Linked DNA regions of Mus musculus: regions 2, 3, 4 and 5 are each linked to region 1. The links are chromatin loops, found by intact Hi-C in ENCODE. Cell type or tissue: heart. All regions are shown on one strand. Each heading gives the region's core, and the rest is flanking DNA. Links, peaks and the distances in the headings are about the cores only.

What was found. Hi-C counts contacts between places; a loop is a spot of excess contacts. Peaks named below come from ENCODE experiments on the same cell type or tissue, not always from the same donor. Only the 100,000 strongest peaks of a DNase experiment are listed, where the experiment ranks them.
Region 2: a loop joins it to region 1, with 2.9 times the contacts of the local background. A loop is called at or near these places in 6 of 42 quality-filtered maps.
Region 3: a loop joins it to region 1, with 3 times the contacts of the local background. A loop is called at or near these places in 21 of 42 quality-filtered maps.
Region 4: it touches region 1 in a loop (2.9-fold over the local background); 15 of 42 quality-filtered maps call a loop at or near these places.
Region 5: it touches region 1 in a loop (5-fold over the local background); 6 of 42 quality-filtered maps call a loop at or near these places.

Annotation. Positions count from the first base shown.
Region 1 is chr2:75,701,958-75,707,812 of GRCm38, reverse strand. Nfe2l2 (nuclear factor, erythroid derived 2, like 2) reads left to right here and starts at 3,150. Exons shown (of 5, transcript NM_010902.4): 1 at 3,150-3,449. The coding sequence starts at 3,405. It overlaps E030042O20Rik (a long non-coding RNA gene), which reads right to left and starts at 928. Exons shown (of 2, transcript XR_003953858.1): 1 at 386-928. In heart, for the core only: CTCF peaks have their summits at 3,236 (motif pointing right), 3,919 and 4,118; DNase peaks (open chromatin) are centred at 3,192, 3,902 and 4,032; H3K4me3 peaks cover 3,591 bases; H3K27ac peaks cover 4,412 bases.
Region 2 is chr2:75,600,344-75,606,198 of GRCm38, reverse strand. Gm50595 reads left to right here. Exons shown (of 7, transcript XM_017319380.1): 2 at 1,155-1,222. Among named protein-coding and RNA genes, the nearest start is that of Gm39853, 10 kb to the left of the region's middle. In heart, for the core only: a CTCF peak has its summit at 2,864 (motif pointing right); no DNase peak of the experiment used is centred there; H3K4me3 peaks cover 725 bases; H3K27ac peaks cover 509 bases.
Region 3 is chr2:75,769,948-75,775,802 of GRCm38, reverse strand. It overlaps Gm34657 (a long non-coding RNA gene), which reads right to left. Exons shown (of 2, transcript XR_374734.2): 2 at 4,144-5,330. Among named protein-coding and RNA genes, the nearest start is that of Gm13657, 4.0 kb to the left of the region's middle. In heart, for the core only: no CTCF peak of the experiment used is centred there; DNase peaks (open chromatin) are centred at 2,172 and 3,052; H3K4me3 peaks cover 612 bases; H3K27ac peaks cover 1,403 bases.
Region 4 is chr2:75,777,781-75,783,635 of GRCm38, reverse strand. Gm13657 (a long non-coding RNA gene) reads right to left here. Exons shown (of 5, transcript XR_001783382.2): 2 at 5,850-5,855; 3 at 2,671-2,925. Among named protein-coding and RNA genes, the nearest start is that of Gm13657, 3.8 kb to the right of the region's middle. In heart, for the core only: CTCF peaks have their summits at 2,281 (motif pointing right) and 4,735 (motif pointing left); no DNase peak of the experiment used is centred there.
Region 5 is chr2:75,609,960-75,615,814 of GRCm38, reverse strand. The region is part of intron 1 of Gm50595; the gene reads left to right. Gm39853 (a long non-coding RNA gene) reads right to left here and starts at 2,423. Exons shown (of 3, transcript XR_866455.2): 1 at 1,873-2,423; 2 at 764-900; 3 at 462-659. In heart, for the core only: CTCF peaks have their summits at 2,350 and 5,017 (motif pointing left); DNase peaks (open chromatin) are centred at 2,404 and 2,784; H3K27ac peaks cover 1,246 bases.

The DNA of each region.
Region 1 (5,855 bases), core at 624-5,623:
CTAAGCTTACTGCTCCTTCCAGAGGGGGGGAGGCTCTAAATGTAAGAGTTTTCCTTTAAGTTCTTAAAGTTTAACCTCTGTCCACTTGGCTGACCCCACCCAGGATCAGCAGCAGACCACAAACTGCACCAAACACCTGTGAGCTTGCTGGAAACTGATCTAAACCAGTACAGCTAATGTGTGTGATTGCTCCCTATCTTTTCAGCTCCTGTCTAGAGCCCCACCCCTTGGCCTTTGACCAGCATTACAGCCTTCCAGGGCCCTGACAACACACGAATTCCAGCTGAGAAGCAGTTACCAAGGAGAGTGCATCTCCCCTTATCCTCAACAAAAGTCTAGAATGTTAGGTTGAAAGGAAACTGGGACCCCACTGGAAGACCCATACCTCATCATCCTTACTACATACACTCTGCTGCTGTCAAGGAAGACCATAGCCACACCTGGATGCATCACTTTCAGATCAGGTGATCAGGGGATGATGACCCTGCTGCAGAAAAATGGACTGTCATCAAGGCCCGAGAAGATCCACTGAAGATAAGACTCCCGTGTGGCTGTCACATCATGTATTAGTTATAGACTAATAATGTTTTGTCTATGTTCCCTCCCTCTTTTATGGAGTATATGTCTAGACCCTCTTGCCTTAGATGTCTCACAGCTCTTGGCCACCACTTGTCAAGTGGGCATTCCTTTCTTCACCTCTGGGTTAAAACTCTTTGGTTTGCATGTGATCACATCCCTGCTTTTAGCTCTTTGGCGTATGTATCAAAGCCCCAACTTTTGTCTCTAGTATTCCTCAGATGTTTGTATGCGACAGTGTGGCATGGAGAGAGTACTTGTTTTTGCAAATCTCTCCAGCCCCCTGGAGCAGAAAAATGCAGTTCCTCCCCTTCTATCCCTCATAGAAAACTTAGGATTGTCAGCTGCCCTTCTAACAGTTGGCAGCCATTCTTCCGGCAACAGCTACAACAATGGCTTGGTGTCATTTACAAAAATGTAAGATGTCAGATAACCCAGGATTTATTTGCATTAGAAAAGTCTACTGTAAAATTAGAAGAACAGGTCGATTCATTAACCGAGGTACTCCAACAGCATGGTAGGGCACTTGATCTGCTTTATGCACAACACAGAGATTACTGTATGACCTTGGGGAAACGTGCTGCTTCTACGCAAACTACTAAGCAAACTATTCAGTTTGGTTTGGCATCACAGAGAGAGGGAAAAGGCCCTACAAGGAGGAAGTAAAAGCCTCCCATTTCCTTTCTCAGGTTCTTCCTGGCTAGTAACTCTGCTTTCAGTTGTCACAAGGCCCTTAGCTCTCCTGCCGACAGAGGTTGGCCCCTGCAGCATTAATACTATGAAATATTATGTTGTTGGCTAACTTTATGTTTAAAAGTTTAAATTTTCGGTGCTCCAGAGAACTATAAAGCAAAATTAGACCTCCAAATGTTAAGGGCCGTTAAGGGTTAAATTTTTTTTACTGCTGTTTCTGTTTTGCTGGAGAAGGAGATTCTGTTTGCATTCTGTTTGTGAGAGAACAAATGGCTGAGCATTGCATTCAGAAGTCCTGAGTCTCAGCTGGAGACCTAGCGCTAGGATCTGAGTAAGAGACCTTTCTTTGTCAGATTGTTGAATCTCTAACTGACCCCAGGCCCATAATAGGGTAGTGGTTTTTAAAATACATTTCAAGCCAGGCAGTGGTGGCGCAAACCTTTAGCCCCAGCACTTGGGAGGCAGAGGCAGGCAGATTTCTGAGTTCTAGGCCAGCCTGGTCTACAGAGTGAGTGTCAGGACAGCCAGGGCTACACAGAAAAACCCTGTCTTAAAAAACCAAAAAAAAAAAAAAAAATTCAAAAGAAGATATTTGTGTTCAAACATACTTAAAACAACAAAGAGAAAGATAAAAATACTCTGGGTTTTCAACTATTAACACATTAAAACATCCCTCGATTTTTTTTCTAAGCCCATATAACTATTTTAGAAATTGGATTTTTTTTCGGGGGCAGTTAAAGAAGTATGTTTGGGAATGAACGTTGTGAAAACAGTCACTACCACCACCACCACCACCAAACCCAAGTGGCAGAGTCTATGGTACAGTTCTCAGCCTGTGGAGAGCCACCCCAAGCATCTCAGATATTTTGCACATCCGATACTTACATTACAATTTATAGCAACAAAATTAGTTATGAAGTAGCAGCAAAAATACTTTTCTAGTTGGAGGTCACCACAACACGAACTATATTAAAGGGTCGCTGCATTACGACGGTTGAGAAACGCTGCTCTAAAAACAGCTTGAGAGGTGGGGCCTTATGAGATCATACCTCAAAATTCCCAAATAGAGTAAGTACGTGTAAAGGAACCCTGAGAGTCTTAGAATCCACTTCGGTGATTCTGTTAGAGCTGTGCCCGCTTGCTGGGCTCTGGGTGGATGAAGTGATACTGAGTGACCGCTTGGGCCCCGAGCCCAGGGCACGTGGGAGAAGTGGAGGGCCTTCGAGTAAGCGAGCACGAGTTTGCAGCGTGGACTCATCCATCTCCCTGGGGCAGAGGTGTTTGAGCACCAGCAACTGAATGGGACCTGGGGCCAGAGGGCAGTTGGCCTCTTGCAAAGTCCGGGTCCCAGCTCAGAGCCCTAACCCCGAAACTGGCGCCACAGTCAGCCGGTGGAGCGAGATAAAGCGGGCAAGGTTCTGCAGGTCCAAATCAGGGAGTGGCAGCTCCGATAGCAGCGCACGGGCCGGGGCTCCCGGTGTGCTTGCACCAACTGTTTAAACTGCTTCAAAGAGCCAGGGCTGGAGCGACCTTCGGCAAACAGCTGCTAATCTCTAGCAAGGGGGTGCTGTCCTACAGAGGACTGGGGGGGCCGAAGGCCTCCTGCTCGCGCTCCGCCCCCCGTGCGACTTCAGCCCACCTGACTCCGCCATGCCCCGGACAGCGAGAGGAGGATCAACAGTGGGGGGTCGAGGGGAACGCGGGAACTCCGGCCGGAAGCACTCAGGTCCATGCCCCGCCCTCGGGCTCTTGCTCCTTCCACTGGCCCCCGTCTTGTCCCCCCCTCCCCTTGCCCCGCCCTAGGCCTTTGCGGGGGGCCCTCGGGTCCTTGCCCTGCCCCTGTACGCGATTCCAAGCTCTTGCCCCGCCCCTTACCCCGCCTCCATGCCCTTGTCCTGCCTCTGGCCCTTGCCTCTTGCCCTAGCCTTTTCTCCGCCTCTAAGTTCTTGTCCCGTCCCTAGGTCCTTGTTCCGCCCCCAGGGGGCGGGGGCGGGGCGGACTAAGGCTGGCCTGCCACTCCAGCGAGCAGGCTATCTCCTAGTTCTCCGCTGCTCGGACTAGCCATTGCCGCCGCCTCACCTCTGCTGCAAGTAGCCTCGCCGTCGGGGAGCCCTACCACAGCGTCCGCCCTCAGCATGATGGACTTGGAGTTGCCACCGCCAGGACTACAGTCCCAGCAGGTGCTGCCCCAACCTTCGGGCCCCTGGGCTGTGCCAAGAAGCCGGCAGGAGCTCGAGGGGATAGTGGCTCCGGGAGGGAGGGACAGTCTGAGCCAGGACTACGACGGCAGGGCCTGGGAACTGCCCCGCCGAGCTGGGAGGGCAACGGAGGATGTTGGGGCCGCGACGAGAGTGGGGTCCGAGCCTGAGGTCTCCAGGGGCGGCGAGGTTGGGGTGTGGAGGAAGCTCTGACTTCGTGGGGCCAGGCAGAGACACCACCACCTCGCTGGGTGGGAGGCGCAGAGGCGGGAGGGGGGTGGATGCTGGCGGTCTAAACCGGCGCCGCCCGGCCTTTTCCGGGGCAGCGTAGTTTCCCTGATTCGGTGCCGGTAAAAATGTGCCTAGTCACGGGGCCGCGCTCGGGGGAGCTGAGGTCTCTCCTCGGCGTCCGCCCGAAGCCCTCCCCAACCCCCGTTCTACGACTTGGTGAGCTCGGCCGTCTACGGCCTCAGCCCGAGAGCTGGTCTGTAAGATCACGCCTGTCCGTCTTGATCCAGAAAAGCCCAGCCCTCCGGGGGCGGAGGAGAAAGTCACCGGGTGGCCCTCGTGCTCTGGCGCCCCGACGGGCGGCCTGCCGGCAGGGCTCCGCACGCTCCTTCAGCCTGGGAACCCGGGAATGGCCTCGCGCCGGGCGCAAGGACGTGCAGACCTGGGCGGCGGGCTCCGAGGTCCGAGTGGGCCCCATGCTGGGCTGTGTGTTCTGAGTATGGTGACCCGCGGGGCCCCACGTAGTGTGCGAGGCTGTGGCTTCTGGCTGGCTTACATCGGCCAGTTGGCAGTCACAGAGGCCCTCGGTTGGCCCTTTCCTGCTCTATAGCGTGCAAACCTCGCTGCTCTGGGGCCAAGGGACAAGTTGGAGCTGTTGATCAGTTGCGCAATTGTTATTTTCCCCTGGGCGGCTTTGTCTTTGGATTTAGCATTACAGAGTTGTAATACCAAAATGTATAAGGCAGGATATTCTGGTCCTTGCCGTCAAGGGTAAGAGTAATAGATTAGAATTTGTTGCTTTTTATACTGTTGCAGAAGTTTTGCTTTTAGACATTTATTTATTATCCCTCGCTTGTGTCCTTAATACATTTTTCTTTGCTGTTTGAGATTCTGCCTCAATTTTCTTAGCATGTTGCGCACTTTGAAGACAGCGAATGGGACGCTTGCGTTTCATAACACTTTCTTGCTAAGTTTTGAAGATTGTTATGTAAGTGAAAACCAGTTTCTGGTTATACTTCAGGCAGTTTTAAAGAAGTAAATGCTTATGTTGGCACACACGCGCGCACACACACACACAAAAGAGTCGGAATTGGATTTTTAGGAAAAGAAACCATTTAACTCCAGGGAATGTATAACTCGGTAAAGAGTAAGTTAGTTTAAATGTAAAGCTTTCGGCTGACCTGGAAGGTCCTGGTGTCAGTTTTTAAGTTACTGACAGTGCATTAATTCTACCCCTCCCTTGAACTTGGCCCCGAAATGATTGGGGTTGTAGCCTGGTTTTCATTAGGATGAATAAGTAAACTGTATTTTCTGATTTCTGCTCTTCATGAGTAATCAGAAGGAATGCTTCCTGGCCACAGGATACACGGTGCAAATGAACTTTGACTGTAAAGTTTTTTTTTTTCTCTTTCCTGTGTAGAATAACATTTCATTTACAAAAATGGCAGCTGTGCTGCTTTCTTTCTCTGCCGTGTGAAAGCTTTGTTAGCCGGACATTTCTAGTTCTTTCCAGACATTGATTTAAATATTTGAAGACCTTGAAGAAATCATTTAAGATCATAATTCAGCTAAAAAGCATTGTTTGATAGTCCAGAAGGATTTGAATTGAGTTACAGATTTAAAGACATGGTGAGAGTGATTCAGCTGTGGCACTGTAGCATTTTGTTTTAACAGTGCTCATGGTTAGTAGACTCCATGGTTCTTCAGCACCGGGTTGCGGGGGTGGGCATCCATTACTTTCCCACTGGTGTCTAGGAAAGATAAAATACTTTGTTGAAGGCAAGAGATGAAGTTGATCTTGAATAAGACATATGAGATTATTTTTAAAGACACATTCGAGATTGGCCTCTCCAGAATGAAGGGAGAGAGAACAACTTAAGAAAAACTTGACTTTCTAGATAGGTGACACATCTCTGAATCTCTGAGACACTACAGAAAAGCCATGTGTAGGTGGATAAACACAGCTACATCAGTCTCTCTGCCTTAGAAATAACTAGGACCACTTTGGAATTCCATTTGTACTAACAGCGGTCCTTACACAATGCTGAGGAACAACCCTCTTTTAGAACTGACAGGAAGCGTTGAAAGCCAGATATACATTTATTTTTACTTAGGATGCGTCACGCTCAGCAAAGCTACAGGAAAAGGGAACACTTGGGT
Region 2 (5,855 bases), core at 541-5,540, 100 kb after region 1:
GTTTGTGTGGAGGGGGCAGGCATCCTTTCTGCTTTATTGTTTGGATAAGATTTAAAAAGCAAGACTCATGTATTCTTTAATAACACATTTTTATTTCTTTAGAAGACAAAAAAAAAGCATACAGTGCAGTTATTTTCAGCGAAATGTCTGCCTCTTTGCTACTGAGTTAGGTCAAATTATTTTATGCCTTTATTCTCAAATTTATTTATGCTTTTCCTTGTATAACTACTAGCAGTTTGAAAACAGTTTTATTAATTAACAAGCTGGGACGCAATATATCATCACATCTTTAGAGCTTTGGCGCCAGCTAGTGGTAGTAGTGAGGAACTGCACAGTCATGTTCAAACCCCAAAGTCTTGTTTTGCCAATTGCCTTTCTCCTGTTTCTCCCACGTTTTTCTTCATCAACACAATGGGGGAATTCTTGCAATCGGTCAGCGAGGAATAGAAGGAATTATAGATGAATTCAGAAAGACCAGTAGGCGAGAGGCAAAGGGAGGAGAGGCCAGACAAACGCAAGCACTTTCCTAAAGGATTTGAGACCATTTGTTTCTTTAGATTCCTGGCATTCGATAGAGCAGTTCAGATTTTGCCAATGACTTTTGAGCCTTTTGTTTTTTCATTTGTAGATAGGTTTGAATACATACCTAAGCCACGTGGTGACTATGAACCTCACCAGAACAGCCCCGAGGAACCCTGTAAGTGGAATTTATGTTTGCTTCTAAGCAGCACATATTTCTAGTGTGGACAGGAATTCTGAGATGGCATTTGTATCTGGTACTCCATGGGAAAAAATACTCAATTTCATGCAATTTAGATGTGGAGTTCAGCTTACTATCAAATATGCTTATTCTAAATTTATGTTTATGATGATTTCCATGAAAACCAAAAATGTGGTATTTATTTTAAGAACAAGGAATCCTTGGTAAGCTATTTTCTTTCACTTAATTAAGGAATACATGACCAAACCGGGGCTATAGAGGTTGCTAATAAATAAATCTCGAAGCAGAGATATTACATTCATTAAATGGTGGGAGCTGCTTATAACTCTCTTACTTGTTGCTAAAATCAATATTGCTAATAATATACATGGAATTTATTATGAAAAAAGGCTGAAGGTGGTGAAGGACTTTTCTTTCGAAATTTCATTTGTAGATCTGTGTTGGTTATGGAGAACAAGGACCATCCAAGCTGGGAAGCACTTCTTGTGTTGTTTTTGGAAGGTAAGTCTGGCTTCGGAAGTTTAGTAATGAAGAATTGGCATAGTTTAATCCTGAAGCTTGGTTGATGTGTGTGCTGTTGGGAAATAATGTTTAAAATCTTATTGATGAGAGATATCTCACCACAAAATAGATGGTCATGGTGCTGCTGTATGAGGCATTTTAAACTCTTGCTAAAATCTGAATAGTTTATATAGAAAATTCCTCATTTTCACCAAATGCTGGTGGGCAAAGTGCTGTGACTTCTTTTTGGTATTTAATCTTTTAAGCTTTGATGTGTAAGGACATTTTTAAATAGCTAGCTCTCTCTCTCTCTCTCTCTCTCTCTCTCTCTCTTCACCTTTTACCTCTTAAGATGGAAGCTAATCTTACATAATTGAATCGGTTTCAAATCATACTTGAAAGGAAGTATCATTGTATTTTTGGAAAAAGATAATTGATTTTAACAAGGCTGTATTAATGACAGATTATAAATTGAAATAAAAGTGGAGGATAGTTGACATTAGTTTTGTAGTGTGTCATCCTTATTTTAACTGCTCAGTTTATCATTAGGCATATCTTTAAGACTGTTTAGTGGTTGCTTTAAAATATTTTGATGCCTACTATAATCCGTATATAGTTCCCCATATGCTGCCAAGCAAATGCTACAAAATAGCATCCTATCATAATCTGAAATTTGCTCATAAAGATTTTAAGATTTATCATTGCAGTGTTATTTCTTCTTTCCGAAATCGTGCGATCAGAAATTAACTGTATATTCCAAATGAACACATTTAAAAGGATGCAAATGTGTCTGAGTAATTTTCTGATTTAAAAAAGAAAACCTCTTTAGAGATCCGTCTGTGAGTTTGACACAATGATGCCAGCAAATAACCGGTTCACTCAGCTCCAATCCTTGCATGTGAGATGGTCTATAAAATTTTTATAAAAGAAATAAACATTCTTATTCAAGGCCTTGAATGTGACGACATAAAGAGAAACTTACAAATAAACAGACTTGCGCCTTCTCCCTGACATGCTCGTCTGCAGACAGTGAGGCCTACTAAAATTCAGAAACAGAGTTAAATATTTGCTTGGCTTCCAGATGCCACGACTGCGAAGCTGCACTGCTCTCCCCCCCCCCCCCCCCCGCGTTGGGAGCTGGGAGCCCTCCGTAGAGCATCCCTTTAGGAGGCATTGGTGCAGGATGAGGGGGCGCAGATGCCAGCCAAGCGCTGCAGATGGTCCCCCTCATTAGCCTACAGCGCTCCACACAGCCATCCGGAGGAGGCTCGGGATGGCACTTGGACAAGATGTTAAGCTAGCCTCCTGTTCAATGTCATTACGGTTTCTCCAAATCCTCTGCTCAGTGCGCCCTGCCAGGTTCAGGCCAAGAGAGGTGACAGCTCCAGGCCGATGTCCCCATAGCCGACCTGGGAAACGTCCTAATTCTGGGCTAACCTAGACCATCCGCGAACGCAGTGTGCTTCCCCGCATGACATGCCATTGGCAACCTCCTTTCTCCTCTTCCTCGTCTGCCCACTACTTTATTAACGCTATGGGATTTTAATTTCTGTTTTCTTTAGCCTTTGTTTACGAACCATCATTGGAATCAGGGCATCCAGCCCGGGGAACCGGAAATGTTAGTTAAGTTTCTCAGACGAACAGCAGGGGGAGCGCATACTGTTTTACGGCCTGCAGTTTCTCAAACTAGATTGGAATAATTATGATAGTTGGGGTCTTACAATTAGAACATAGATGTTTACAATCTGTGTACATGTGTAACAAAGATTGCAGAACACAGACAATCACCATTCACTAAACGTCAGTTTTAAGTCACATAGGGTCCATTTTTATTTAAGTACTAGAGGTGTGCTAGGATGTTGGGGGTGAATGGGTGACAGGAAAGAACTTGACAGCAAGAATCTCTCTCTTTTGTCTTGTACTACAGGCAAAAGAGAGCCTTTATTGCAATCATCTAAAATCCTTATGCGATCTTGTAGCTGTCTGTCACCTCTAGTCACAGCTTAAAACGAGTTTATATTTTCTTTTTCTTTAGATTTTTATTTTATAAGCGTTTGACTGCATGTATGTGTTTTTATTATGTTCATGTCTGGTGTCCGAGGTCAGGACCTTGAAACTGGAGTTAGGGATGTTTGTGAGCTACCACCTGGGTGTCAGAAACTGAACCTGGTCCTCTGCGAGAGTAGTGATTGCTCTTAGTGGCTGTGTCTCCAGCCTCAGCTCCCACACTCAACAGAGAAATTCAAGTGGATCACTTGATGACATTTTTGGGATGGTGAAAGTGAGGAGAGGCTGTCCTGCAATCTGTTTTCTGAGTCAGACTTCAGTTTTAGATTTTAAAGTTGAGAACATTTTTAAAAAAGATTTGTTTTATTATATGTAAGTACACTGTAGCTGTCTTCAGACACACCAGAAGAGGGCATCAGATCTCATTATGGATAGTTGTGAGCCACCACGTGGTTACTGGGATTTGAACTCAGGACCTTTGGAAGAGCGGTCAGTGCTCTTAACTGTTGAGCCATCTCTCCAGCTCCAGTTGAGAACATTTAAAGCCCGGTGGGCTTTTATATTGTGCTCCCGGTCCATGGATCTGTAGCTTTGTCCTCCTTTAAGATAATTTAGGATGTCTGAACTACTCTTTGCTTTGTAAACCATTTTGATGTCCACAGACAGGCATTTTATATATTGTGGCTCACTGATGGCTCCCCTGGAGGGGCAGGAACTCTGGAGTGATGCTTAGGGTTTAAACTGAAGACTCAGCTTGCAGCCGTACAACAGTCACTTCACTGTGTGATCCACGACTATGGTAAGAACTATTTTGTAAATCTACACAATTTCTATGCAATGATTTTTGGGTTTCATTAGAAACAGCCCAAAACCAAGCATCAGCTCTACATTGGCAAGGGTGTTGAGTATTGGTTGGCTCTAAAAACACAATTAGACATTAAGAGTAGGGCTGGAGAGATAGCTCTGCTGGTAAGATCACTGACTGCTCTTCCAGAGGTCCTGAGTTCAATTCCCAGCAACCACATGGTGGCTCACAGCCATCTGTAATGTGATATGGTGCCCTCTTCTGGGGTGTCTGAAGACAGCTACAGTGTACTCTCTTTTTTTTTTTTTTTAAGATTTATTTATTTATTATATGTAAGTACACTAGAGCTGTCTTCAGACACTCCAGAAGAGGGTGTCAGCTCTCATTACGGATGGTTGTGAGCCACCCTGTGGTTGTGGGATTTGAACTCAGGACCTTCGGAAGAGCAGTCAGTGCTCTTAACCGATGAGCCCTCTCACCAGCCCCAGTGTACTCTTATAAATGAAAAAAAAAAGGGGTGGGTATAAGGGCCAATGATGGCTCTGGGGGGTGACAGCACCTGCCACCCAGCCTGACAACTCAGGTTTGAGCCCTGGGATCCGCTTGATGGATGACTTCAGTAAGCTGTCTTCTGAATAAAAGGCAATAAACGCTGAACACAACAGCACACACCTATGATGTCAGGCTTGGGACCTAGAAGCAGGTGGAGTTTTCGGCCAACTTTGCTTAGTTTTGGGTCAGTTAGGGCTGCAGTTGAGTGGTGGTGGAGGTGGTGGGGCCAAGTGCACAAGGCTCTCTGTGATGTTCCATGTGCTAGGTAGGAGAGGGTGAGGGTTTTGGAGGGAGGCCTTACAGCATTTATGCTCCAGGCTGGTTGATCTGGTGACAAAGAACAGGGTCCCTGAAGAATCAATCAGAATGCTAGCACAGCAAATAGAAAACAATATAAAAAATATAACTTAAAAGTTCTCACTCCCACAGGTTTAGAATATATTTTCAAAAATTTCTCTTGATGATTAACTGATTAATGATACAACCCAGAAAACAAGTTTGAGTGGAGAATATATGGTTGCTTCCTTTCCATGGCAATCGCTAATAACATTGCTCATTTTATTGTTCTAAATAATATTATATTATTTTATTGCTCATTAATCTGATAAAGGTAACAGCAGATACTTTTTAGTTTACTATTATTACGCGTGCGCACGTGTGTGTGTGTGTGTGTGTGTGTGTATGTGTGTGTGTAACATGTAAGCAGAAGTGTGGAGGTCAGAAGACAACTTTTGTGAGTCAGTTCCCTTCTTCCATGGGACTCAGGGAACGACTTCAGTCAGGATTGTGTGGCAAGTGCCTTATCTTCAGAGCCATCTTATCAGGCAACAGACATTGCACCTGTAAGCTCCTCTCCCACACGATCTCCTTTTGATTGCACCTGTGACATAGATATGCAGATATGGTTGCAAGCTCTGACTCACAGTGCTCCTCTGAAGATAGATCGGAAAGATTGTTTTATGGCTACTTTCAGGTACCCTGTGCCGGGGAGCACAGTTTATTCAGCTATATGCTGACAGAAAGAGGAAATGGGTTAGAGTGACATCCAGTTGTATCAAGTATTGTTCAACAGTATCTTTTTTGAAAAAGAAGACTCGTGCTTTCCAGATTCGATGCACTGAGCACTTGACTTGACCCATAGAGAGAATATGTACAGTAATATGCAAAAATAAAAGGTGGGATGGCCTGGAGCTTAGTTCAGCCATAGAGTACTTGCCTAATATGCACAAGGCTTTGTCCAGATTCCAATCCAGGAAGGAAAAAACAAAG
Region 3 (5,855 bases), core at 591-5,590, 68 kb before region 1:
AGAACTCTGCCACCTAAATGTCTCTTCTACCATATAGCCTAAGGCCCTCTCCTCTACCACCAACCACCACACCTCACCCAAACCGGTTTCTTTACAAACCATTTCCCGGCAGCTCCACATTTGTAAAGACTAGGAATCTCACAGATGCCAGACTCCACAAACACCTATGCAAAATCTGCCCCAGAGGAAATGTGATTTCCTAATCTAGACTTTCAGCATCCTTCCTGGTAGATTTAATCTGTCTAGATTCAATCTAGATGCTCTCAAGTGGGTTCTGTGATTTGTCTGTCAACTGGGATTACCTAAATATTCTAGTTCAGAATTTAATTTCAGACCTTCCTTCCCCTGTTCTTGCATCGTAGGGTTCCTGGGATGGCTGCCCAAAGGAAATGAGGAAGTAGATGAAGCCCATGTGTGATTGACTGTGGTGTTTTGAGGCTAGGGAAGGGGAACCTACTCTTAGTCTGAGCAGCTACCACTATTTTCCTCAACACAAGTTGGGCCCAGTGCATCTCCTGGGACATTGGGTCCAGCCAGCTGGCTCTGATGAGAGTGGTTTCTAGTCCTAGAAGAAGGTCTCTCTCTCTCTCTCTCTCTCTCTCTCTCTCTCTCTCTCTCTCTCCCTCAAGATTTATTTATTTCATGGATATGAGTACACAGCAGCTGTCTTCAGACATACCAGAAAAAGGCTCCAGATATCATTACAGATGGTTGTGAGCCACCATGCAGTTGCTGGGTATTGAACATCAGGACCTCTGGAAGAGCAAGCAGCCAGTGCTCTTACCACTGAGCCATCTCTCCAGCCGTGCCTGTATCTCTTGAAACCCCAGTCATCAATCTAGGAATAACCCTTCCTTTTCCTAACCTTCCTAATGTTGAAACCTTTAATACAGTTCCTCATGTTGTGGTGACCCCCCAACCACAAAATTATTTTTGTTGCTACTTCATAACTATAATTTTGCTACTATTATGAATTGTAAATATTTTTGGAGATAGAGGTTTGCCAAAGGGGCCGTCACCCACTTTGAGAACCACTGCCTTACCACATCTCCTTTTACACTGGGCTGGCTGGAACAAAAGTGGCTCCCATAGGCTCATATATTTAAATGCTTAGTTCTCAGGTAGTAGATCTGTTTGATGGGCTATAGGCTTTTTGGAGGAAGTGTGTCCTTGTTGGAATAATCATGTCACTGGGAGTGGGCTTTGAGGTTTCAAAACCCATGCCAGGCTCAGTCTCCCCTACCCCACCACCTCTCCCTCCCCCTCCCCCTCCCCCTCCCCCTCCCCCTCTCCTTCCCTCTCCTTCCCCCCCCCCTCCCCCTCTCCATCTCCCCCCTCTCTGCTTTCTGCCTACAGATCAGGATGTATTAAGCTCTCAGCTCCTTCTCCAGCACTATGCCTGCCAGAATGCTGCCACACGCCCCACCACGATGATAATGGCCTAACCTTCTGAAACTGTAATCAATCCCCCGATTAACTGCTTACTTGTATGACAATTGCCTTGATCGTGGCGTCTTTTCACAGCAATAGAACACTAACTCAGACACATATCACCTATTTCTTCTCCCACCACAGAGGGGAAAGTAACCAAGTCACATCTATGCAGTTGTGCAAACTGGTTTTATTACATCAGTTTTATCTCCACATTAAGGAGCAGAGCGCTTTATGTTTATGTTTTGTGATAGAGAGCCCCTCTGCACAATAATGTGCTTTACATTTGATTGACAAAACAATTTGGTAGAGGGAGGGCTTATACATATGTGCCCATTTATGTGTAGAAGATACCAGTTGGCAGTCCAGAGCCTGAGGAGAAAGAGGAGTAGAGAAACCCAAGAGAACTTCCCACATTGTCCAGCTGCACTCTTCCCAAGCCACAGTTTTAAATAGAAAATCCACTTGCTTAAACTTTCCCATTGCCTTTAGGATAAAAATCTCACAGATGAGCTTAGATCCACGAGGGACTGAAGAGTTGGCTCAGAGGACCTGGGTTCGGTTCTTAGAAACCAAGAGGTGGTGTTGTCTTTAAATATTCCTCAGCAGAGATGAGGCAGGAAGAGGAGAGTCAGGCTGGAAAATGTTGCTCTCTCAGATTAAGCAAGAGGGGAAGTCATATGCAGAAGCAGGCTGGTGCTGGAGGGAACTGGAGGGAACAGAGAAAGGGAATTCTGGGGAATGTGGTGGGAAGGTGGGGATTTTCGGTGGTGGTGGTTTTTGGAGGTGGGTGGGTGGTAAAAGACAGGGTCTAGCAATGTAGCCTAGGCTGGCCTCGAACTCACAGCAATCCCCTTGATTTAGCTTTCAAGAGCTGGGATTGCAGGTGTGTGGCACCTAATTTAAGAAGGCCGCTCTATAGTTGGGCGTGGTGGCACATGCCTTTAATCCCAGCAGAGGCAGAGGCAGGCGGATTTGTGAGTTCGAGGCCAGCCTGGTCTACAGAGTGAGTTCCAGGACAGCCAGGGATACACAAAGAAACCCTGTCTCGAAAAAAACAAACAAACAAAAAGGCTGCTCTAAACAAGCAGAGTTCACTAGTAAAAATGAAAGCCAGAACAAATCAGCCTAGCTCTGAGCCATCTGCCACCTTTTCTTTTCTTTTCTTTTCTTTTTTAACCAGCAGAATAGAGAGGAAAAGTGTACAGTGGGCTTCAGTCAGAGGTGGAGGTTAGGAAGACAGGAAGGAGACAATTTGTCAGGGAGAGAAGGCTCCTGTCAAGACAATAACTGAAAAACGAACAGAAACAAGGAGAGCAGGCAAGCAAAGAGAGAGGGCTCCTTGGTTCTGTGAACCACTGGGGGTTGGGGAGCAGGGAAGGGCCCCCACTTAGTGAAAGCTCTCTGAACCGGATAAAGCAATGCCAGAATTTTCTAGTATTTTCTCAGCAGAGTGAAAAGGTGAATGTCCTCTTAAATCATTAACCTAACAGGCACTCAAGTCCGGGCAGACTCTGTCGTGCGGGGCGATAAGATTCTGTGACCACTCCAAGGCTAGAAAAGCACGCTCCACCTTCCGTGACTGAACAAGCCCAGTCCCGGCTCCCCCTTCCTGCTGAAGTAGGTCAGAGGTCTGCACCAGGATGGCCTGACTTTCCTATCGACCACATTCCAGGATGTAGGGCCTTCAGCTGACAACCAGCTTCAGGCTTTTAGGGGGTTGTGCTCTGACCCTCCTTGATCTCCTCACCACAGGGGACAGAGGCTGGGAGGCCAAGGAGATATTCTCAGAATTCACAACTTCCCTCTAAACCTCACTAGGACATCTTGGCTTACCTCAGAATTCCTTGTTCAAATGTACGAAGACTAATTCCAGGACTTGCCTAGACTTCTTTCCCAGCGCAGACAACAGTACTAGGAAGTGTAATTAGCTCCAGGCTTGCCAAGTGGAACCTGCTGCAGAGAGCATGGAGTGCAGCCTGGAACAGCCACTTGAAGGCCACTCTGTCAGGGGTGGGAAGAGAAGAGAAGAGTTTTGAATTGGGGTCCAGGCTCCCCCATAACTTTACTTTCTGGTAAAAAGAAAACTTCAAAGAGTTCAAGAATTTTACATTCTAATCGGGCTGGTCTTTGGTTCTTTTATCAAAGTGGAAAGATCCTCTTTATCAATTTCACTTACAACTTCCCCACAGTTAAACATATGAATTATATTGTCTCATTTATCCCTTTACCTTTGGCCTTTAATGGACTGGCCTGACTCCATCTTAAGTTTAAAAAAAAAAAAAAAAGATTAAAAGCCATCTTGTTACAAGGTCAAAAAAAGTTCATCCCTGTTATCTGTAAAACTTGGATTTGACCACGTCTTACCTATTTTCTGGAATTTGTCACGTTCCACACCCTATACCCCAACCTCCACCCTGATAAGATAAGATGCCCTGCCAAATAATTTTGAAATGTTCAGCCAAGTTCCTACATAGCCAAAAGTCCTCCGGAAATCCCCCAACCCTTGAAAAGCCCTTGCTCTTACAGTTTGAGGAGGGGGCTATATAAACCCCAGTGTCTCCTATAGCCAATGCTATTTTCCCAAACCTTTACTCCCATTTAGTGGGATTTGTAACACCTTATAAATGTTAAGAAGAGGCCTGACCCCTGTAATGTATTATTTCCCTGTTATAAAACAAAACAAAACAAAAACAACAACAACAACAAAACTACCCTTCAACATGATCATTATAAGTTTATTTGATATCAGTTAGGTCAGAATTACACTTCAAAATGGTGAAAAACAGAGATTGATTTAAAATCTTGTTTGGATTTCCCAATAGATTTAGTAGCTTATATTCTCTCCTCAGATGTTGTTATCATTTGGTACCCTCTGACAGAGTATATGTTTCTGTGTTTTATTAAGCTGCCCTGTTTCCATTTAAGTTATCAGTTCTTATCTTCCTAGGATATTTAAGTTACACAGCGAAGCCTTATGTAGAAGGCCCCATGACCAAATACCGGAGCAAATTCCCAGTCGGTCCCTTTTGATCTCGAGGCTTGCTCGGGACTCTGTCCATCTCAGATGCTTTCTGACATGTGCAGCTTCACCTGCGCTGTACCCGACTCCTTCCTGGACCGTCCCTGAGCCATCTTCCTTCATACTTAAAGGTGTAGAATCGAGTGAGAAGAAGAATGCTTAGCGGCTGCACTAGAGAGAAGAGGGAGCCACTGTCCCACAGTGGCTGGTCCTATAGATCCATAGTCTTTATTGCCTTTCACCTTAACCTCCCCCTCCACTGCATAACATCCTCCAAATGGGAGAGGACCCTTTCAGAAGAATCCATGCTAAGACCCTTGCAGAAAAGTCCGCCAACACATCTCAGTGCCTTCTTTGCTTGTTATCAAATGGAGAAGTAGGAAGTTTGGTTTCTAAAGAGTGAGACAAGAGCAGCTAGCTGAGGTGGAGGAGACTTGACTCCCTGACAAGCTGCAGTTAGGTCACCAGTTGAATGACATGGGTGATGTCATCTTATTTTTCTCTTCCTGTTTTTTTTTTTTTTTTTCCTTTTTTCTGTGAAGTGTACTGAAAGAAATGGGGGCAGGTAGAATTTATTTAGCTTACTCTTTTACCTCAATGGCAACAAACTATCCCATCCAAATGTCAATATTGATAAGAGGTTGAGAAATTCCAGACCAGATAAACTATTTCTAAATCTCCTTTCAACAAAAATTGAATAAGATGTGTTCCTTGGTCATTGCTGTTGCTGTTCTTTTTAACACGCAAAATCATTTCTCTTTTACTCAAAATCACTCAGCCACGGGTCTGAGTCTCCAGAACATTCCTTCCCTGTGTTGGCTCTGCTCTTCAGCTGTGCTGATCTTATTCCTTCGTAACCATATGCGCTCTGGCCATCCTGCTGGCAGAGAAGGAGAAAGCAGATTAGAATAGTGTGCCGGATCTTCCATCTCTGACCTGATACAAATCCTGCACTCAGGAACAGGTGGATCTCTGTGAGCTTGAGACTGGCCTGGTCTCTATCATGAATTCCAGTATATCCAGGGCTCTGTTACACAGAGAAACCCTGACTCAGGGAAAATAACAAGGAGTGCGTACAGACAGGTGTAGTCATCGCTACAGGACCACTTTTAGTTTGTTCTCATCACCTCTAAAAGAAACTGTATGGATTAGTAACTTCTACTTTCCCTCAACTCCCTACTCTATCCCTAAGTAAACACTAATCTACACTCTATTTCTACAGCAACCTATTCTAAACCTTACTCTCATTGTGGAATCAGAAACTATTTTTCACATAGCATAGCTTTTTTTTTTTCACATAGCATGTTTTCAAGGGTCATATGAGTTATACCTTTCCTTTAGATGTCATAAACAATGTTGTTATGAACATTTAGATAAGAGCTTTTATATGGTCATATTTTCA
Region 4 (5,855 bases), core at 336-5,335, 76 kb before region 1:
TAGGCGTGGTGGCGCACGCCTTTAATCCCAGCACTCGGGAGGCAGAGGCAGGCGGATTTCTGAGTTCGAGCCCAGCCTGGTCTACAAAGTGAGTTCCAGGACAGCCAGGGCTACACAGAGAAACCCTGTCTCGAAAAACCAAAAAAAAAAAAAAAAAAGAAAGAAAAGAAAAAAAAAAAAAAAAGAAACCCATCCCTACTGCATTCCTTCTGGGGGTGGGGGGGACGTAGTTAAGGACCCACACACTGATAGTTGGGTAGTCACAGGCCGGCATAGTTGGTGTCTTACAGATACAATGCAACTGGAGATTTTGTGACATTGCCAACCTCACAATGTAGCACAGCACATTCCATCCCTGTCATGACATTGTTGGAGTAGATACAGCCACCATGCTGTTACACTTATGAAAGTACAGCACAGTTATGTACAATACAGAATGCTTCCTAAGGACAATAAAGGAACACAGTACCCACATGTGCGTTGCTAAGTTAGTGTTTTTGTCTTTATTTTAGAGTGTGGTCCTACGTACTAAGAAAAGTAAAACAGAAGAGGTTGGAGAAGCAGCTCCGTCGGAAGAGCACTTGCACCAAGCTCGGCATTCGACCTCAGCACCACATAAACCCAGTGTGGTGGAGTCCTGTAATCCAAGCATCCAGGAGGGAGATGCAGGAGAATTCAAGGTTGGGTCTGGAGAGATGACTCAGCGGTTAAGAGCACTGACTGCTCTTCCAAAGGTCCTGAGATCAAATCCCAGCAACCACATGGTGGCTCACAACCATCTGTAATGAGATCTGACGCCCTCTTCTGGTGTGTGTGAGCTACAGTGTACTTATACATAATAAATAAATCTTTGGGCTGGAGAAAGTGGGGCCAGAATGAGCAGGGCTAGAGCGAGCAGAAGTTCTGAGTTCAATTCCCAGTAACTACAAGATGGCTCACAACCATCTGTACAACTACAGTGTACTCATATACATAAAACAAACAAACAAATAAATCTTTTAAAACAAAAAAAGAAACTCAAAGTCATCTTCAGCTACATAACAGGCTACGTGAGATCTTTTCCAAGAAATAGAGAAGGCAGGTGATGATTTGTCTCAGTGATTAATCATGCTTGCTGCACAACTCTGAGGACCTGGGTTCAGATCCTAGCACCCATAGAACAAGCCAGGCATTATTGTATGCGTACATGTAACCCCAGGGCTGTAGAAGGTAGAGAGGGGAGACTCACTGGAGCCTATTAACTGCCTATGTAGTGAGAAAAAATAATAACCCCCAGGTTTATAAACAGACCCCCACACACGCAGAATAAGGTAGAGAGTGACAGAGGATGCCTAACAAACACCCTGGTCTGGGCCCCTCATGCATGAGCAGAGGCACAACACAGACCAGATCAAAAGGAGTTTACTTAAAAGTTTGTCATGTTAGGCCAGCAGCAGCCTCCTGATGCTGCATTTACAGTTGCTGGTTGCACAAGAGGCCATGTCATAGAGTAAATTAGCTCATACCATTGAGGCTTACGAAAGCACACTCAACGATACGCTCACAAAGATGTATCCCTGTTGTTAGTGACCATGGTTACAGTCTTTAAGCCACTCAACCCCAAAACAAAGCTTCAACAATGTTTAGACAGAGAGGAGCAGGAGAGCTGAGGAAGGGCTGGTCTGTTTGCACATGGTGTGCATGCAGCAGGCCAGCTTCTCTTGCCTGTGGGAACAGTCCTTGAAGTGTACACAGGATATTTCCCATCGGTTCTGTGAAAGGCAGGAGGCTCCAAGGTCACTGCTTGCCCCGTGTTTGATCTCCTCAAGTCCACAGTGCACACCAGTAATTTAAAGGTTGTAAAGAAAACGGCTCAGTACTGCTCTCCCTAGCAAAACATATTTGACCAACGTGCTACCTATAAACACCCCACAAAATGAATAGGTTCTGAGGCTATGGACGTCAGGAAACTGCCTCTCTGTGTTGAAAGGCTCCATCCTCTTCTCCATTCACCAAAATCCAAGTAAACAAACAAACAAACAAACCACCTCATCAGAAAGTTTCATGATTTTATGTCTATAAGAGGTGTCCACCGGAGCCCTCGAAATGCCGGAAGTGCTGATATAAAAGCCCATAAGTGGATATTCAAATCCTGCCTGTAACTGAGCCAGATGGAAAGAGAGGAGAAAAACATAAAGTTGGAGCCAACAAAGTGTAGTGATTCTTAGAGTTTTGTACAAATGTTTCTTTCCAGTATTGGTTTTCACTTAATTCCATCTGGGGACTTACTTCATGTCCTTCCAATTGTCTCCTCTAGATGGCAATAGAGGTGAAAAAAATGCCGGCAGGTCTGGGTTCTCAGTAGAGTTCAGTGGCAACAAACGGCCATAGACCACCCTTCTCCAAACACATGCCTGCTTGTTTTGTTTCTAGACAGCATGTGATTATATAGCCCAGGCTGGACTTGAATGCATCGACATCCACCTACCTCTGCTTTTGCCTTCTGAGTGCTGGGCTTAAAGGTGTACACCACCATGCCTGACCAACAAGGTTTTGTTTTGGTTTTTGCTTTTGTTTTTCCCTCAAATAGATCTAATCACATAGCAATGCAAATGATTATTGATAATGGATGAGGGAATTAACCCCCTCCCCGAACCCCCTTCCCCATGCATGTGTCTCCCACAGGCTTACGATGTTGTCTGTATCTTTAAAATAATGCTAGCTGTACTCTCCTCAGGTCCTGTGGCATGCTGGTTACAGAGGCATGGTGATTTGTGTCCTTCCTCTGGGCATCTGATACGGCCCAACTCCAAACCACCTGGTTTGCTAACGTGTTGGCTTCATTTAAGATCCGTGACAATGCTAGGTTGGATCCTCTTGTCAGCTGATGCTTGGAGCCAGCTGTAAACTGGTCCCTGTACCATCAGGAGCTGCACCGAACTGAAGCTGGGGAAGTTAGCAGAAAGGTAACACTTCATTAAAAGTGTGCAATTTACGGTTGAATTAATAAAGCAGGAGAAAAGGAGTGGAGCGGGTCCAGAGAGGAGACCTTTATGCTCTATATCAAAGCCCCACTAGGGATATTTTAAAAGCCTTACCCTTCACTGCTTCATTGAATCTCATCATTAGACAATAAAATGGGGTCTACCAGCAAGATGCTCTCCACAGAATCTGCTGACAGGGAAAAACAAGGAGGCCAGTCCCCGTAATGGATGGCATTTCAAAGGCCATACAGTGCTCCAAAGAACTCTAAATTGTCCATGTGTAGTGAGCTGGACAGGGGCTAAAAGGTGGCCCATACCTTCAACGTGGTAAAATGAAACATCTCTGAGGGGAATTAAAAAAAAAGTATAATCCATAAGTAAAAGTAAAAGAGGCAGGCGGATTTCTGAGTTCGAGGTCAGCCTGGTCTACAGAGTGAGTTCCAGGACAGCCAGGGCTACACAGAGAAACCCTGTCTCGAAAAACCAAAAAAAAAGAAAAGAAAGAAAAGAAGTGAATATCAGTTCATATATTCTTTAACTCAATTTTGATCTCTCTCTCTCTTTAATTAATTTTGGGGAAAGGAAGGGTTGAGGGTTGTGACAGTATTTTATGCAACCCAAGTTGGCTTCCTATTTGCTGTGGAACCAAAGTTGACTTTGATTTCCTGAACTTCTGCCTTCACCTCCCTAATATAGGACTATGGGTATATACCAGCACACCCAGTTTCTTCCTCCTCCTCCTCTTCCTCCTCCTCCTCCTCCTCCTCCTCCTCCTCCCCCCGCAATCATTCCAGGAAATTGCTATTAACATCACACCTGTCCTTAGATGAATACCTACAGTAATTAGTGTGTGTTGAAATCGGTTAATATTACGGCCAATTGGCCTGACTCCCTTTCCCAAGCCACTCCTGGTGCTCCAAGATCTCTATATACTTTCCCATGGGCTCTGAGCATAAAGACAAAATCGGATTCTAAAGTGAACAGGACGAGGAGCACGGAGATACATGCTGCACACTGGGTAGGAGCAGGAGCCTGGAGGACAAGCCGCTTTATATTTGCTGTGTAACCAAAGCAGTGGGATCACACCCAGCCTGCATGCCTCTTAAGGACAATAATACCCTGAGCTGCAAGCCAATGGTCCTTAGCACCAATCGACCCAAGAAGTGTGATACACACAGGGCAAAACTAAGTCCCAGGAGGCTTGGATGCTCTTCCTGACTAGCTATCCATGTGTCCTGCCTAAACCATCATTCCCAGATCTCTGTTATCTTTAAATGTGTTCAAGAAAGGTCCTTCCAGAGCTGTGGTCCTTCATTCCTCTCTGGTGCATGATAATATAAGAAGAACCAGATATTTGAGGGGCTAGAGAGATGGCTCAGCAGTTAAGAGCACTGGCTGCTCTCCCAGAGGATACGCTTTGATTTCTAACACCCACGTGGCAGCTCACAACTATCTGTAACTCCAGTGTCAGATGATCTGATCCCCTTCTCTGACCTCTTTGGGAACCAGGCTTACACAGACACACAATAGGCAAAACACTCATATACATAAAATCTAAGAAGAGAGAGAACCCAGGCAGAGTAGTACATGCCTTTAATCCCAGCACTCAAGAGGCAGAGGCTAGCCTGTCGCTGAAGAGTTCACGTCAGGTGGCTGGAGATATGGCTCAGTGGTTAAGCGCAATGACTGCTCTTCCAGAGGTCCTGAGTTCAATTCCCAGCAACCACATGGTGATTCACAACCATCTGTAATGAGATTTGATGCCCTCTTCTGGTGGGTCTGAAGACAGCTACAGTGTACTCATATAAATTAAAAAAAAAAAAAAAAAAAAAAAAAAGAGTTCACATCAAACCTGGTCAATAGAGTGTGAGTTCAGGATAGCCCGAGCTGTATAGTGAGACCCTGTTTTGGGAGTGGGGTGAAGGGGGGAGGAAGGGGGAGGAGGAAGGGGAGAAGGAGGGAGGAGGGATCGATATTTAAGAGAGAAGTGTGGTATGTAGTTCAGTGGCAGAGGGCTTGCCTAGCATGCAACACTTCTCTCTTAAATATCGATTCAATCCCCCAGCACCATCAACGAACAATAAATATAACAGATAATTGGCTTCCAACTTTGGTTCCTGGCACACAACTCCAAAGCCCATAAAGGCCCCAGAGTGTGGAATGCTAATGAAAACCACTGGGTGCTGGAGGCCCCCAACTAGCTTCAGGATAGAGACGGATCCATTTCTCATTGCTGGAACCAAAATAATTTAAGGAAGGAAGGGTTTATCCTGTGGTCAGTTTGAGGGCATTCGGTCCATCATAGCCCAGAAAGTATGGCGGCAAGAGAGCGCGAGATGCATAGTCACATTGCAAAGTCACATTGCTTCTGGTACTCTGCTTGCTGCTTCCTTTTTCTCTCTGTGCTCAGGCTGAGACAAGGGGTGACCGTCATGGACTTCGGGCTGGGACTTTGGAAAAGCCTTGACAGACTTGTGCACAGGTGTGTCTCTAGGTGAGCCCTAATGCAGTCAGAGTTGGTAAGGAAAACTGACCACCCCAAGTCACCAACCCCCAGCCTCTAGAGAAGGAGGGAAGTCAAAGACTGAGTTGATTGACAATGATCAACAATTGATTGTGTTTACATATGAGATACCACCTCCATCAAAGTCCTCAGGACAGAACTTGGAGGGTCTCCACACAGCTGAACACGTGGATTCCTCTCCCCCGCCCCTCCCCCACACCCCAGCATTTTGCACCCATCTGGCTCTTCATTATGCCCAGTAAAAGCAAACGGAAGGGTTTTTCTGTTTTGTGAGTTGCTCTAGCCAATTAATGAATGCTGGGGAGGAGGGATGGGAACTTCGGATTTGGGGTAGTCAATCAGGACTCTAGGCAACAACTTACTATCTG
Region 5 (5,855 bases), core at 335-5,334, 92 kb after region 1:
TTGATATGTAGTACTTAGCGTAACTCACTCCATTCTGCTTTGGTTAGGACATAGTACAGGAGTTGAATTTAGAAAGACTGTCTTTGGAGGTAGGAGAGAAGCCAGTTGGGAACACTGGCATTCTTCCAGAGGGTTTAGCGTTTGTTGTTTTGTTTGTTGTTATTGTTGTTTTGCCTTTTGTTTTTGTTCGGGACAGGATTTCTCTGTGTAGTCCTGGCTGTCATGGAACTTGCTCTGTAGACCAGGCTGGCCTTGAATTCATAGAGATCCAACCGCCTCTGCCTCTCATAAAGACGAGTGACACCACCAACCAGTCCCAGGGCCTAGGTTTGATTTCCGGCATCCACAGGGCAGCTCACAACTACCTGTTACTTCAGTTCCAGTGGATCTAACACCTTCTCTGGCCTCTGGGAGCACCAGTCAGCACACACTGCACAGAACACATGTAGGCAAAGCACTCCTACATAGAAAGTAAATTTAATGTGATAAAACAAGAAAAGACAAAGGAAAGATGAGAGCGGAGAGATGGCTCAGTGGTTGCATGCTGAGCTGCTTTTTCAGAGGGCTGGGCTTAGTTCTCAGCAGGCAGGCGTCAGCTCACCTATGATTGCAAGTCCAGGTCCCGGGGACCCAACACCCTCTTCTGGTTTCCATGGGCCCTGCACAAAAGTGGCACAGAGAATTCATGAATCATACACATAAAATAATAAAATTCACTTTAAAACCCCCACAAAGATGGCCTCATATACATTTTATTTACTACCTCTCAAAGGCCTTGCCTTCAAATACCACCATGTTAGGAGGTAAAACTTCAATTATGAATTTGTGGGGACACAATATACCCATAGCAGGTTCTTTGGGTTCCCAGTTTTCATTCTTCTCAGCATCTTCCGCACATATCTGTGGGGAGAAGAGGCGGTTGGCTCAATGTATGGCTTGGTCTTCTTTGGGGCTTATTGGCTTAGCAGGATCCTAAGCAAGGCTCCCAGAACTGATTGTGTAATAGCTGTTCCATGTTAAGAGGAAACCAGCTGGAGCCGGGTGTGACACAGGAGATATTAAACATTGTAAAGACAGTTGGGCGTGATGGTGCATGTCTTTAGTTCCAGAGCTCAGGAGGCAGAGACAGGTGTGTCTCAATGATTTCGAGGCCTGGACAGCCAGCCAGGGTTAGTACACAAAGAAACCCTGTCTCAGGAGCCTAGCATCTGAGAGGCTTTATCCAGCATCGGATGGAAACAGATGGAGAGAGACTCACAGCCAAACATTAGGTAGAGCTCAGGGCGTCTTACAGATGAGTCGGGGAAGGACTAAAGGAGCCAGAGGGATCAAAGGTACCACAGGAAGACCTACAGGGCCAACTAACCTGTGCCCACAGAGACTGAACCACTAACCAAAGAGCGTGTATGGGCTGAACTTAGGTGCCCTACATATATGTAGAAGATGTGTAGCTTGGTCTTCATGTGGGTCCCCTAACAATTAGAATGGGGGCTGTCTCTGGTTCAGACTCTACTGTCTGCCTTTGGGTCCCTTTCCCCTAGCTGGGATGCATTGTCTGGCTTCAGTGGGAGAGGATCCTTTTAGTCCTGCTGTAACGAGATGTACCAAGGCAGGTTGGTACGGGGTGGGGTGGGGTGGGGTGGGGTGGGGGGCTCACCTTCTCTATGGGGATGGGGAGAGAAAATGGGGGGAGATGGGAGGGTGGGACTGGGTTTAAAGTGAATAAATTAATTAATGAAAAAAAAATCATAGAAACCCCTGTCTTGGAAAACAAACAAAACCAAAAACAACAAAACACACAAGCCACCCCACCCCCACCCCTGAGACTGTAAAGCCAGACACTCACATACTCTCAGATCTGTCTTTACTCACGGAATTTACGGTTGCAGGCAAGTAGGGGTTGGAGCTTGAGGCTGACCTCAAAGAAACATGGAAGGTTCTGGTCTACCAGGGCTCCTACAGAATGGGTCAGTCGGCGTTCAAAATGAAGTCTCTACCCCATTTTTCTTCAGACTTGGACTTGAACTTAATAATAATAATGTCTCTATAACAAAGAATTAAGACAATGAGGACCTCCTGAGGCCCAGTCACCTTCCCTCCAGAGAAGGACTGACAAAGCAGCTCAGGGCTGAATTAACGCATCTTCTGGCCACATTGTAATCTAACACGTCTTCCTTCACCAATTACTGTCGTTTTTTGTTTGTTTGTTTGTTTGTTTTCTTTCTTTTCTTTTTTTGGACAGGAAACCAAGGAGGCAGTCATGTGGCACCGAGTGATCAGTAACAGCCCTACGGCTGGGAGTGGCCCTTGCTTGTCTTTTGGCCACACTCCCCTGCTGGACACCTTTGTCTCATATGTACAAAGGCACAGGGCCCGCTTGTTTTTTTTCAACTTAATACCAAATCCTATTGCGGGACTCTAGCTGAGCTGATGCCATTGGGCTCGTAGATTTCGACCTCCTGTCCCAGTTTCCTGAGTAAAAAATAGTCCTGTGAATTATTGTCAGAGGAGGAAATGAGTCAGCCCCTTGTCACACGATTAACTCCACAATTAAGACTCTCCCTCTTCCCTTTTTTTTTTTTTTTTTTTTTTTCTCTTCTTTTCTTTTTTGCTGGCCGACGGGGGTGAGGGTTGGGAAGAATTTTCACAATTCAAACATACCCGCTCCCACCCCTCCCTACCTCACTGCCTCCCACTCCGTTTGCTAAACTTGTCAGGATGTGTTTAAGTAGCAGGCCGGTTTTGAGTCTCTGCCAAGGGCAGGGCAAATCCTGCCCCACCAGTTAGACACATCTGTCCAGGCACGCTTGAACCCACGGCACAGTTAGGTTTCCTTCCACGTTCCCGAAGAGCAGAAGCAGAAAAGAAAACAGGAGTCACAGGAGAGCTGGTGCAAGGACAGAGCCATCCTGTGCCCTGCCTGCCCTGGGTCTGCTGTGTGTTATTTATCGATGCTTGACTCTGCTGTATAAATTGCCTTTTTTCCCCCTGTGCATACTCTGGATTATCAGTACTGTGAGGGTCAGATTGTGTTCCTCTCTGGTCTGAGTGTAGTGCTCAAGGGGTATGTTTTTGACAATTAAAAAAAATATCTATAGAAGGCATGGTGACCGATAGGCTAGTTTTCTGCCACTGGAGAAGTGAACCAATTTAAAACAGATTCAATTATATTAAAGGCAGGTTTATTGGGAAGTTGCACTAGGGCAAGTTCACTGGCCCCAAGGATTGAGGCCAGGAGAGGAGTTGCCTGGGGGGAGGGGGTGGGGGAGAGAGTAAGAGAGAAAGAGACAAAGGGCACTCTCCTGCAGAGAAGAGAAGAGAAGAGAAGAGAAGAGAAGAGAAGAGAAGAGAAGAGAAGAGAGTAAAAGAGAAGAAAAGAGAAGAGACGGGAGGGGAGGGGAGGGGAGGGGAGGGGAGGAAGAGGCAGGGAGAGAGGGAGGGGGAGAGAGCACTCATAAAATGATGTCTGGATTATATAGGGAAGAGCCTCTGGGGGAAGAACAGGCCAGCCCCTTGGTTGGAAAGTTCAAGGTATTCCAGGTAGGACTGAGGGATGCTGGGAGAACCTGGAAGTCATGTCTCCTTTGATATGTAAGATATGCACCGCAGTCCCTTGTCCCAGGTCCAAAACCAAAGAGTGACCAGGAATGAACTTGGGGCAGGGGTTAAAGAAAACATAGTTTCGCTCTTTACTTTGAACAGAGAACACTGTAAAAAAGCAACCCATGATTTTTTGTTTGTTTGTTTATTATTGTTGTTTTGTTTTTTAAGGACTGGAATTGAGTCCCTCCTCCTACTGTGTGGGTCTGCGTTTCAAAGGATTGTGACAAGGATTGCACAGCAAGCACACCTTCTCCCGCTGAGCCGTTCTCTTTCTGCTGAGAAATATAACTCAGATGGCCAGTTCAGCCGTCTTCAGTGACAGTCCTGGGGACATGATTAACTGCAGTCTGCCCTTTAAGGGTGGCTGTGCTGTCAGGTACCATGCAGACAGGAGGGACACAGCTGTACACGATAGAAATGCCTACATTTCTGTGATTCTGACCTTATATATTTATTTTAGATAGGGTCTCACTATGTAGTCCCTGCTGGTCTGAAATCTTACTCTGTAGACCAAACTGGCCTTGAACACAGAGAACCTACTGCCTCTGCCTCTCAAGGGCTGGGTAATGTTTCTGATCTTTGAAAGAAACAGCAAGCACGCAGCCAAAGTCACCCAAATGCAACTCCCACACCACGCCACACCAGCTGTTCTTGCATCTTACATTCCTGGGACTGTTCATGATACACCATAGCAGATAATAGAAATGTGATTTTCGTGATTATTATTTTAGCAGTAATAATAACTGAGTAACGCTCTCTCAAATCCTGCTGAAGCTTACGCTGAGGACTGTTCTGTCATTGTCACTAATGAAACCAAGGGAAGCCGAACAAACCCTTCAGCTTCATTTGATTTTGTCGTCAAGCTTGGAAGCTCTGAGCTGAGTGATAGGCTGGCTGCAGTTACCTAACCACAGATCGTCTGTCCGCTGGGTCAGGGGCTGAGGTACCACAAACGTGTGTCCAGAAGTTGAAAGGTTCAACTCTGTGAAATCACCAAGCCTGCCTGTGAGTCCGTCCAAGTGTCTGATGGGTAACCTCTGACAGGGCCAAAAACTCCAGCTTGTTAGAACAGGTTAATGCCACCGTTTGAAGAGCCTTGACGTTAGATCGAACTCTCTCTTCCTTCCTCTCTCTCTTATTTATTTATTATTTTTTAAAAGATTTATATATTAACATTGTAGCTGACTTTAGGCACACAAGAAGAGGGCGTCAGATCTCATTACGGGTGGTTGTGAGCCATCATGTGTTTTCTGGGATTTGAACTCAGGACCTTGGGAAGAGCAGTCAGTGCTCTTACCCACTGAGCCATCTTGCCAGTCCCTCTCTCTTTTTTAAAGATTTATTTATTTTATATATGTGAGTACACTGTTGCAATCTTCAGACACACCATCAGATTCCATTCCAGATGGTTGTGAGCCACCTTGTGGTTGCTGGGAATTGAACTTGGGACCTCTGGAAGAGCAAGTCAGTGTTCTTAACCGCTGAGTCACCTCTCCAGCCCGACGTTAGATTTCTAATGTACAGGTAGGTCACCAATTACTTCTCTTTCACTTAGCCCAACCACATGTGTTGCATCTCGCTAATAACGTTGTAGTCTACCGTGTCCAGACAATTTTCCTGAGCTTAGCGCAAAATGGAGGACTCCCTTTTCTTAGCCGGGCTTCTTCTCTGCCTGATCTGGGGAGCCTGGCCCACACTCTTCCTGGGGAAAGTCACATAATCCGTGGAGAAATTACAGGCTCAACTTTCTGGAATGCATCTCCATGCAAATGAGGTAACCTTGAACCTCAGACAATGAAACTTCATCCTAAGAAGAGCCCCTTTCCACCCTCCAAGGTTCACCCCGAATAAAGGATGTGCATACAAACACACCCGAATAAAGGTAGGTGCACAAGCTAAGATCGTCTGGGAGAGCGGTTTCATTAAGACTCTTGCGGAGGGCACCCCACTCCTCACTCCCAACCAGACCGGCGGATTCATCCTCTCAGCCTGGTGTGCTGCATCACCTGGGCACCCTGAGAGGGAAGAAACAGAAGCTGAGGAACCACATCTGACTCCAGGCTCGCCTCAACACAGAGATCCGCATGCCTCTGCCTCCCGAGTGCTGGGGATAAAGGCGAGCGCCACTACTGCCCGGCCTCTCCTCGCTCTTTCCTCAGCTTCCTCTCAGCTATCACATCTAGTTTCACACTCTCACATTCAATCTGTCATTTTAGGAGCAGATAGCACACGGCAGAGATGGTGATACAGCC